2 separate regions of the Homo sapiens genome follow, and region 2 is linked to region 1. Evidence: read pairs that join two places in POLR2A ChIA-PET (ENCODE). Cell type or tissue: CD4-positive, alpha-beta T cell. All regions are shown on one strand. Each heading gives the region's core, and the rest is flanking DNA. Links, peaks and the distances in the headings are about the cores only.

Evidence for each region. ChIA-PET counts read pairs that join two places held together with the same protein. Peaks named below come from ENCODE experiments on the same cell type or tissue, not always from the same donor. Only the 100,000 strongest peaks of a DNase experiment are listed, where the experiment ranks them.
Region 2: POLR2A ChIA-PET joins it to region 1 with 7 read pairs; 7 of 35 experiments call an interaction of 5 or more read pairs at or near these places.

The regions. Positions count from the first base shown.
Region 1 is chr5:76,406,748-76,412,129 of GRCh38, reverse strand. All of the region lies in intron 1 of IQGAP2 (IQ motif containing GTPase activating protein 2), which reads right to left. Among named protein-coding and RNA genes, the nearest start is that of IQGAP2, 6.2 kb to the right of the region's middle. In CD4-positive, alpha-beta T cell, for the core only: no CTCF peak of the experiment used is centred there; a DNase peak (open chromatin) is centred at 3,109.
Region 2 is chr5:76,506,428-76,511,809 of GRCh38, reverse strand. All of the region lies in intron 2 of IQGAP2 (IQ motif containing GTPase activating protein 2), which reads right to left. It also overlaps the pseudogene SRXN1P1. Among named protein-coding and RNA genes, the nearest start is that of IQGAP2, 110 kb to the right of the region's middle. In CD4-positive, alpha-beta T cell, for the core only: no CTCF peak of the experiment used is centred there; no DNase peak of the experiment used is centred there.

The DNA of each region.
Region 1 (5,382 bases), core at 136-5,135:
TTATGTCTATCAAATAATATCTCTGCTAACATATTCAACAGTTCTAAAAATTGTGAATGAATAAACGAATAAATGAATAACACTGTAAGGTGTCCTGGAGAGAAAAAAAATGGAGAAGGAGGACATCTATCAATTCTTACTGTCCAGCCCCCCATGTGCCACCCCCAGGGATTAGAAGCTCAGAATTTCCAGGCTTAGAGTTCCCTTTCTTACACAAAAAGGTTCCCCGTTCACTCAGCCTTCCCAATGGCTCCTATAAGCCTCACTTCCAGCTGAAATCCCTGGGAAGCTAACCTTGCTTTATCTCTAGTCAGTGGAGATTTTAAACTTTTCCATTTGTTTTAGTCTGTTTTGTGCTGCTATAACAGAATACCTGAGACTGGGTCATTTATGATGAACAGAAATTTGTTTCCGCACAGTTCTGGAGGCTAGGATGTCCAAGGTTGAGGGGCCTGCAACTGGTGAGGGCCTTCTTACTGCACCGTAACATGGCAAAAGGCATCGCATGGGTGAAAGAGAGAGAAAAGGAGGCTGAACTCATCCTTTTACCAAACTCACTCTCACAATAACATTAACCCATTCAGGAGGGCAGAACTCTGGTGGCCTAATCACCACTCATTAGGCTCCACCTCCCAACACTACTGCATGGGGGACTACGTTCCAACACACGAACTTTGGGGAATACATTCAAACTACAGCACCTTCCAAATCACATTTGTTTCCCAGAAGAAAGAAAAGCAAACTTAAAGTCATAGCAGAATTAATTCTATAAAATAAACATGAACCTGTAAAGTAATCAAGGCCTGGTTAGCATGTGGTTTACAAATCAAACATCCAAGAGATACTGTAAATAAAGCGTTCCATAACATACCCATGTGTTTTCACTTACTTGACAAAAACCTGCAAGCACTGTGAAGAGTAACTATATATCAGAAATGCCTCTTTACCTTTCTGATGCTCTAGCGCATCAGAATCACCTGGAGGGCCTATTAAAACTCAGACTGCAGACCCCGTCACAGGCTTTCTGATTTGGCAGGTCTGAGTGGGGCCTGGGCATCTGCCTTTCCAACAAGCTCTCAGGAGATGCTCCGCTGCTGTTACTGCTGCTGCTGCTCCAGAGACTGCTCTTTGAAAACCACTGCATATACTAAATAAACAGCTGTCAGCTCCTCTTAGGCACCTTGGCAAGAAGAAGTCATACACAATACACGATTATAAAATTAAAGGAAGGTCCAATTAGAGCTTAGTAAAATCCCACAAAAAGTCTAAATGAAAGTTCCTCAGGCAATTGCCAATGAATTGGAAACACAGTCTAAGTCATTCTTCAATAAAACTGGGATGCTGGACATTGCAGGACCGTAAATCAGTGAAATCTGAAAGGTAAACATTGCCACAATTAATGGAGAGAATGAAGAAAAATGAGGTGAGAGAAACCCTACCCCCTAGAGAATTCAGTTGTCAATATCCTTGTCCTGCTCTAAGTACAACTCATTTTCTTACCTGTTCTCATTGAATTCACCTATCCTCGGCAAAACCCTCTGGCAAAGCTGTTCATCCAAAAGACAGCCAAACCCAGAAGCACAGTGAAGAGGCCGCTAAGCAGCCAGCAGACAGGGCACCAAATGCTCACATCGCTGTCTTGCCACACCTGCCTCCCCTGTCACTCACTTCACTGGGCCACTCACCCATGTCTCTAATGAAAAGTTTGGGGTGTTTCTTTTTTTAAACCATCTCAAAGAACAAGAAGGTACATCAGTAAGGGGTTGCATCAGGTGACTCTCCTCAGGACAGCTCCAATTGTCCTTTATTGCCTATATAAATAGAAGATTCCACAGTACAAATATACTAGCACGCCTTTCAGGTTTTCCTCTGACCTTCCTCAAGGTCATTTCAAATTCACAACTTTCATGAAGCCCTCCCATTGCCGCCATCCAAATCCATCCTTCTCATATCTTCTCTTCCACAGAACTTGGAAGGGCACTAAAAGTATAAGCATTTTTACTTGTCACCCAGATTCTCTGGTAAGCTGTCAGCAGCTAAGCGGTGTTTCATTCATCACGATACTTTGCTAGTATTAGGTGCTCAATTAATTGAAACCATTACAACTTGTTTAGCACTATGTGCCAGGAACCACATCAGCCACCTCTATAGATATATCATTTCCACACACCTCTCAAGGTACAGGAGAAAACCCCAAGGCTACTGAGGCAGGCAATGGAAGTCAGAATTCAAACCCACATCTATTCAACTCCAAAGCTTCTGCCATTTTATCAGCACCACACTGCATCTCAAGAGAGAAAAATAAAATAGAGCAGTAAGGTGACAAAGTATCAGCTCACAGGTCGGCTTCACTACTAAAGTTTCTATTTCATTTCTCAACAATCCCAGACTTTAAGGTATGGGCAGTGTATGTAATAAAGCATGTTTTACAAATTATCCTATTAGCAATCACTGGGGCACATCACTATATTATTATGGAAAAGCCTTTCACTTCAGCACCTCACAGTAAGAGATGGGATGTTTCTAAGTATACACAAAATCTTTTGATGAAGCTTGGATGTATTCTATGAAAAGCCCATGTAAGGCTGGGCATGGTGGCTCATGCCTGTAATACCAGCAATTTGGGAGGCTGAGGAAGGCAGATCATTTGAGCTCAGGAGTTCGAGACCAGCCTGGCCGACATGATGAAACCCCATCTCTACCAAAAATACAAAAATTAGCCAGGCATGGTGGTACATGACTATAATCCCAGCTACTCAGGAGGGTGAGGCATGAGAATTGCTTGAACCCGGGAAGCAGAGGTTGCAGTGAGCTGAGATCATGTCACTGCACTCTAGCCTGGGTGACAGAGCAAGACTCTGTCTCAAAAAAAAAAAAAAAAAAAAAAAGCCCATGTATTCTATGCTGTTTCTTGGGAGGAAAAAATTCAGCAGCAAAATCAACTTTATGCATCTATTTATAAATGAGCACACTATCCAATGGCCACAGGTTTTTTTGTGTTGTTGTTTTTTGTTTGTTTGTTTTAGAGATGGGGTCTCACTGGGCGTGGTGGCTCACACCTGTAATCCTAGCACTTTGGGAGGCTGAGCCGGGCGGATCACTTGAGGTAGGAAGTTCGAGACCAGCCTGACCACACGGGGAAACCCCACCTCTACTAAAACATACAAAAATTAGCTGGGTGTGGTGGTGCATTCCTGTAGTCCCAGCTACTTGGGAGGCTGAGATGGGAGAATCACTTTAACCCAGGAGGTGGAGGTTGCAGTGAGCCCAGATCTCACCACTGTACTTCAGCCTGGGTGACATAGTGGAACTCCATCTCAAAATAAATAAATAAATAAATAAATAAGAGAGATTGGGTTGGGTGGGGGGCAGGCAGATCTTACTATGTTGCCCAGGCTGGAGAGCTGTGGCTATTCATAGTTGTAATCATTGCACACTACAGCCTGGAAATCTTGATCCTCCTGCCTCAGCCTCCCAAGTAGCTGTAACTACAGGTGTATACCACCACATCCAGCATAAATAGCTAGAGGTTTCTACATCTTGAGAGAATCATGACAAACTACTTAAAGACACAGAAGGGGTGAACATTTATGATTCAGGGGCAGCAAAGTTGCAACAGTCAATGAGGAAAGGCTCCAGGATCTGACAGTGCTGCTTTCAAGTTCCTCTGCCACCAGCTAGCAGGGTGGCCTTGACATAGTACTAGGGGTTTCAGCTTCTTTGTGAAATGGAAAACCACTGGCCCTCTCAAAGGCCATAATGAGCCGATGATAACAGTAACACATGAAAAGCACCTAGCCCTTGGTATGTTCACAAACCTTTGTTCCATATCCCATATTAAACTGCCTGCCCTGTAGGACTTACCTGACCCTATCAAATCAGACGTTGAGTAGCCTTTGTTTCTCTTTTGGTTACCATGAAGACATGGTAAGCATTAGATCTGTTTGTATACTAGGTTTTGTTTTTTTTGAGACAGAGTCTCGCTCTTTCGCCCAGGCTGGAACGCAGTGGCGTGATCTCGGCTTATTGCAACCTCTGCCTCCCGGGTTCAAGCGATTCCCCTGCTTGGGATTCCCCTATTTGGGATTCTCCTGCCTCAGCCTCCCAAGTAGCTGGGATTACAGGCATGCACTACCACACCAGGCTAATTTTTGTATTTTTAGTAGAGACAAGGTTTCACTATGCTGGCTAGGCTAGTCTCAAACTCGTGACCTCATGTGATCCACCCGCCTTGGCTTCCCAAAGTCCTGGGATTACAGGTGTGAGCCACCATGCCCAGCCTTTTAAATAGAAGGGGCTGTTAAAAAGCTTGTGTAGTAAGAGGGTAGATGGCAATAGTAAGTCATTGGTTCCCTAGAGAAAAAGGAGTTAACACCCCAAATAACACTAAATTCTAAAACAAACTCGGTATTACAAGCTTAAACTCTCCCAAACAAGTCATTCTGGCTAACAGCATGTGTAATTAAAGTTAAAACCATACTAAAATAACACTTTAGCTGTTGACCTTAAAGATCCTTTTGAAAAGCTCAACCAAAACACCAGCATATGAGGGAGCAGCTTGACTTTTTGTCTACTGAAGACAGTATCTCAAGATAAGGCTGCGTATACCTTTCTATGGTTCAAACGAAAGCACTGATAGGATGTTACAGCTGAGCTATGCTAAATACCGACTTATTCAATCACCTTTTACACAACTGCGTTTAACTACTTCAGAACTTAAATTTCATCTCAGATTGGTCATCGTAGATGGATAAGAGTTTAGTTGCACTGACCACCCCAAAACTCCAGTTTCCAGGTAACTAACTTAGTAACTTCACTATTCAGATAAGAGCAGAGAGTAGTACCCAAAAGCTCACAGTATCAGGCCAGGTGTGGTGACTCACACCTGTAATCCCAGCACTTTGGGAAGCTGAGGAGGGAGGACTGCTTGAGCTCAGCCTGGGCAACATGGTGAAAACCCATCTCTACAAAAAAATACAAAAATTAGCTAGGTGTGGTGATGTGTGCCTGTAGTACCAGCTACTCAGGAGGGTGAGGTGGGAGGACAGCTTGAGGCTGGGAGGTTTGAGGCTGCAGTGAGCCATGATTGCACCACTGCACTCCAGCCTGGGTGAGAGAGCAAGATACTGCCTAAAAAAAAAATAATAATAATGCTCAACCAGAATCTTTCTCAACTTCCCCTTCCCCGCCCCCACAACATGCTGGACTTAGGTTGCACTTTTTAAAAGAAGCAAACAGTGAAACATTGATCCCCAATTTTTGTACAATGTATCTCATGAAAGGAAGGCTCTGAATCTTGTAGTGTAGAAAACCACAGTTCTTGCCTATGCAATCATTGGAGACCCACTGTAGTCACTTAAGTGTTGATTGGGTTATCAGTGG
Region 2 (5,382 bases), core at 202-5,201, 100 kb before region 1:
ACTCGGGAGGCTGAGGCAGGAGAATGGTGTGAACCCGGGAGGCAGAGCTTGCAGTGAGCCGAGATCGCGCCACTGCACTCCAGCCTGGGCGACAGAGCGAGACTCCGTCTCAAAAAAAAAAAACAAAACAAAACAAAACAAAAAAAAACTCATTTAAGAAAGACACTTCCTTTTTTTGTTTAAATGGGATTCCAGTTTTATTTCAGGAGGCAGTGTGCCAGTCTCAGTAGATGGAACATGACTGGTCTACTCAACCAATACAACTCTGTTCCCTACTGTCTTAACTTTCTTCACAGCTACAGGTGCAGTGGTAGCTAGCTCAGGCCAAGGGCACCTAAGTGAAAATCTGCAGGAGGAGAGAGCAGGAAACAGGTTTCTGACAGAAGTTTTACTTTTTGATAGAAGTTGACAGGTCCAGCGAGCTTGGCCCTTCTTCTTCCCCCACTCCTTTTGTCCTTGATCACAGACATGATTCTTGGAGACATGGCAGCCATCTTGTGACCATGAAGTAACAAGCAAATGAGGGCAAGGCAAAAGGATCTCGGAGATGTGACCCCTACCATCACACAGCTGTTGAACCAATACCATTAGCCACCCATCTCTGGAATTCATGCTATGTGGAAAAACAAACTTGTTTGTTTAAACCATCGCAACCAAGGTTTTCCTTTCCTTATGGCAGAATGTAGTCCATATAATAGGGTTATATAAAGACAAAAATGCAGTAGGATCCTTGTTCCTGGGAATGTGGAGCCAGCAGCATGTGGCTCTGCAAGCCCATCTCTGTTCTCCTTTCATTCTCTCAATAATGCTTCATGGGTAAGGCCATGATCCAACTGTCATAGATGTTGGAACTGAGGCTCCCACACTGTTCAGCATGAGTCCAAGGCCTTGCAGCTGGTGAGAGGGGTGCCCAGAGTGAGACCCTCCCCACAGGTGCAAAGAGAATGCATCCCTGCTATCCCTTCTGGAAGGCCCAGCCTGCTGGAGGCCAGGTGTGTCTTCTGGGCTCTTGGAGGTGGGGGCAGGTGCCAAGGAGGTGGTTACTGCAAGTCTGGTGTGGGTGCCCCCAGGTACACCCTTAGGTCCGAGAGGGTGAAATGGACAAGCTTGGCAGTCTGGCTGCAGCTGCTGCTAGGCTGTTTAGCGGTGGCAGTCCCCAAAGGAGTAGAAGTAGTCACCTCCCTGGGCCCCTCTGATCTAGAGGACATCGATGGCACACTGTCTGGGTCCTTCCAGATCGTGTCCATGAGACTCTATACCTTGGCGGGGTCCAGCACAGATGGCAGCAGCCAGATGAGCACCACGGGAGATGCAGCCTGAGTGGATCCTGCCACCTGTGTGCTGCTGCCTGGCCCGGGACCCTCAGGCGCCACCCCTGCCTGTATGGGCCCTGCACCGTCATCACTGCATCCCCCAAGAAAGACACATCTTTATTGCAGTTGCTAATACTATATTGGAAAACCTTCTTAATGATCCAATAACATTCAACAAGGTTAAAAATAAAAATTAAGACCAGGCACAGTAGCTCATGCCTATAATTCCAGCATTTTGGGAGGCTGAGGCGGGTGGATCATCTGAGGTCAGGAGTTCGAGACCAGCCTGGCCAACATGGCAAAACTCCATCTCTACCAAAAATACAAAAATTAGCCGGGCATGGTGGCGGGTGCCTGTAATCCCAGCTACTCAGGAGGCCGAGGCAGGAGAATAACTTGAATCCAGGAGGCGGAGTTCACAGTGAGCTGAGATTGAGCTGCTGTACTCCAGCCTGGGTGACAGAGTGAGACTATCTCAAAAAACTAAAAAACAAACAAAAAAAAAAAAAAAAGAAAGAAAATTAATCATTTAAATCTATTCAGTGTGAAAAGGAGCTCTCTAAATATTGTTTCCCATAATTTTAAGATATGGAAAACTATTAGCAGCTCTTAGGAAATGTTGGGTGGGAAGAAAGTTTTATTATTCATTCTGCCCACAGGTACACCCTTAGGTCCAGGAGGGTGACTATCTACTAAGGGTAAAAGTACTACGGATACTTTTCTCATGTTCTGTCCTATGACCCATCTCTGCCCTCAGGATACTCCCAAGTCTAGACATAAAGACAGTTTAAAAAGGACAAGGAATCTGGGCACAGTGGCTCACACCTGTAATCCCAGCACTTTGGGAGGCCAAGGCAGGAGGATCACGAGGTCAAGAGATTGAGGCCATCCTGGCTAACATGGTGAAACCCCATCTCTACTAAAAATACAAAAAAAAATTAGCCGGGCATGGTGGCAGGCACCTGTAGTCTACTCGGGAGGCTGAGGCAGAAGAATGGCGTGAAACCGGGAGGCGGAGCTTGCAGTGAGCCGAGACTGCACCACTACACTCCAGCCTGGGCAACAGAGTGAGACTCTGTCTCAAAAAAAAAAAAAGGACAAGGAATTGCAAACAAAAAACAAATTGGCAAGTACTATAAAAGAGAGAGTTTATAAGGTACAATTGAGTCTTGCTTTTCTCACTCAACAATACGATCATAAACATTGTTCAGTGTTACTATTCAGTCTTTCTACACATCATTTGTGAAGTCTGCCTAACACTCCCATTGGCTGGCTAGATTAAGATTTCCCATTCTTCACTATACTAAGTGGTGTCATGATAAACATGTGGCATTTACTGCACTTGAGATGGTTTTCTTAAGCAGAGTTTAAAGACAGACATTAAAGTATGAAATATATATATACACACACACGCAAGCATGCACACACATACATACATACACACACACACACACACACACACACACATATATATACAGCCAAACTGTTTACCAAAAAGGCTCCCCCAGAGCACACTGTCATCAGCATGGTACATGGTACACCTATTTCCCCGAGAGGATCAGGATACTTAAAACAGAGGGTACATGTAGGGGCTGTATGCATGCTTGCATTTGTGCTTTTACTAAATTAACAGGTAGAAAAAAGGGACCGCATGGTTTTGTCATTTTGTGGAACTGAGCATGCTGGAAGCTTTTAGTTTTACTTTTTTGTGAATTGGCTACTCCTGTTCTTTGTCCATTTCGTATTTTTTCCTATGAATTTGTATGCCTCTCACGTGATCTTTAAAAAAAAAAAAACAAAACAAAACAAAAAAAAAACCAGAGACAGGGTCTCACTATGTTGCCCAGGCTGGTTTCAAACACCTGGGCTCAAGCAATTCTCTTGCCTCCGCCTCCCAAAGTGCTGGGATTATGGGGGTGAGCCACCAAACCGGGTCTGATCTTTATTAAATTCTAATACTTGATCTTTGGTTTTCAGAGGGGTTCTGGAAGCCACCCTCTGTACCAGCCCATCATAAAGGCCATTCTAAGACGTATATAGTGATATCTCATTGCTGTTTTAATTTGTAATTCCCTAATGGCATATGATATTGAGCATCTTTTCATATACTTATTTGCCATCTGTATATCTGTATATCTTCTTTGGTGAGGTATCCATTCATATCTTTTTTATTTTTTTAGATGGGAGTCTGGCTCTGTCACCCAGGCTGGAGTGCAGTGGCGAGATCTCGGCTCTCCTGGGTTCCAGCAATTCTCATGCCTCAGCCTCCCGAGTAGCTGGGATTATAGTCATGTGCCACCATGCCCAGCTAATTTTTGTATTTTTTTTAGTTGAGATGGGGTTTTGCCATGTTGCCCAGGCTGCTCTTGAACTCCTGACCTCAAGTGATCCACCTGCCTCAGCCTCCCAAAGTGCTGGGATTACAGGTGTGAGCCACTGCACCCAGCCCCTGTTCATATCTTTGGCCCATTTTTTTTTTTTTTTTTTTTTTTGAGAAGGAGTCTCACGCTCTATCACCCAGGCTGGGGTGCAGTGGCGCGATCTTGGCTCACTGCAACCTCCCAGGTTCGAGCAATTCTTCTGCTTCAGCTTCCTGAGTAGCTAGGACTACAGGCGCGTGTCACCACGCCCAGCTAATTTTTGTATCTTTAGTAGAGATGGGTTTCACCATGTTGGTCAGGTTGATCTTGAACTCCTGACCTTATGATCCGCCTGCCTCAGCCTCCCAAAGTGCTGGAATTACAGGCGTGAGCCACCGTGCCTGGCCCATTGGCCCAATTTTTAATCAGATTGTTTTCTTATTGTTTAGTTTTAAGAATTATTTGTATATTTTGAAAAACAGTCTTTTATCAGATATATCTTTTTTGCAAATATTTTCTCTCAGTCTGTGGCCTGTCTTTTCATTCTCTTGACATGGCCTTTCACAGAACGGAAATTTTTAATTTTAATTTAAGTCCAGTTTATCGATTCTTTCTTTCACAGATCATGTCTTTGGTATTGTACATAACGTCAATGCCAAACCTACAGTCATGTATAATAGATTTTCTATTATAAATCTAACAAAACATGTACAATAAATATCTAGGAGTTTTAGAGTTTTGTGTTTTACATTCAGGTCTTGTTCATTTTATGTTAATTTTTGTGAAGGTTGTAAGGTCTGTGTCTGGGTTCATTTTTGTGCATGTGGATTCCAGTTGTTTCAGCACCATTCGTTGAAAAAAATTATCTTTTCTGCCTTGTATCACACCTTTGCTCCTTTGTCAAAGATCAGTTGACTATATTTAAGTAGGTCTATTTCTGAGATCCCTATTCTGTTCCATTGATCTATTTGTCTGTTCTTTCACCAATACCACACTGTCTTGATTGCTGTAGATTTATAATAAGTCTTAAAGTTAGATAGCAACAGTTCTCCAACTTTGTTCTTCTCCTTCAATATTGTATTGGCTATTCGGGGTCTTTGCCTCTATCTATAAACTTTAGAGTCAGTTTGTCAATATCCAGAGTTATTTGCTGGGATTTTGATTGGCACTGCTTTGGACCTATAGATCAAGTTGGGAAGAACTGGTATCTTGACAACATGGAGGGTTCCTATCTGTGAACATGAAATATCTCTTCATGCATTTATAGTTCCTCTTTTATTTCTTTCAGAGTTTTGCAGTTTTCCTCACATAGATCTTGTACATGTTTTGTTAGACTTATACCTGAGTATTTCATTTTTGGGGGTGTTGATGTAAGTGTGTTGTGTTTTCATTTCAAATTCTACTTGTTCATTGCTAATATATAGGAATGTGATTTACTTATGTATTCATCTTTACATTGCAATCTTGCTATAATCACTTGTTAGTTCCAGAATATTATGTACATTTTTGTATAAAGCAAAAAAGAAATTCTTGAGACAATAAGTTAGAAAAGTAGATGCTCTAATATTTCCTTTTCACTTTTGATTCTGGAGATCACTGTTACTGTCTATTTTGGAGTCCAGTTGTCTTAACTGTTATGTCAAATCCAAATAAGATGCATAGATTTGTGCCTATTGGTCAATATTTTTCCCATTAACTTCCAAACTTTG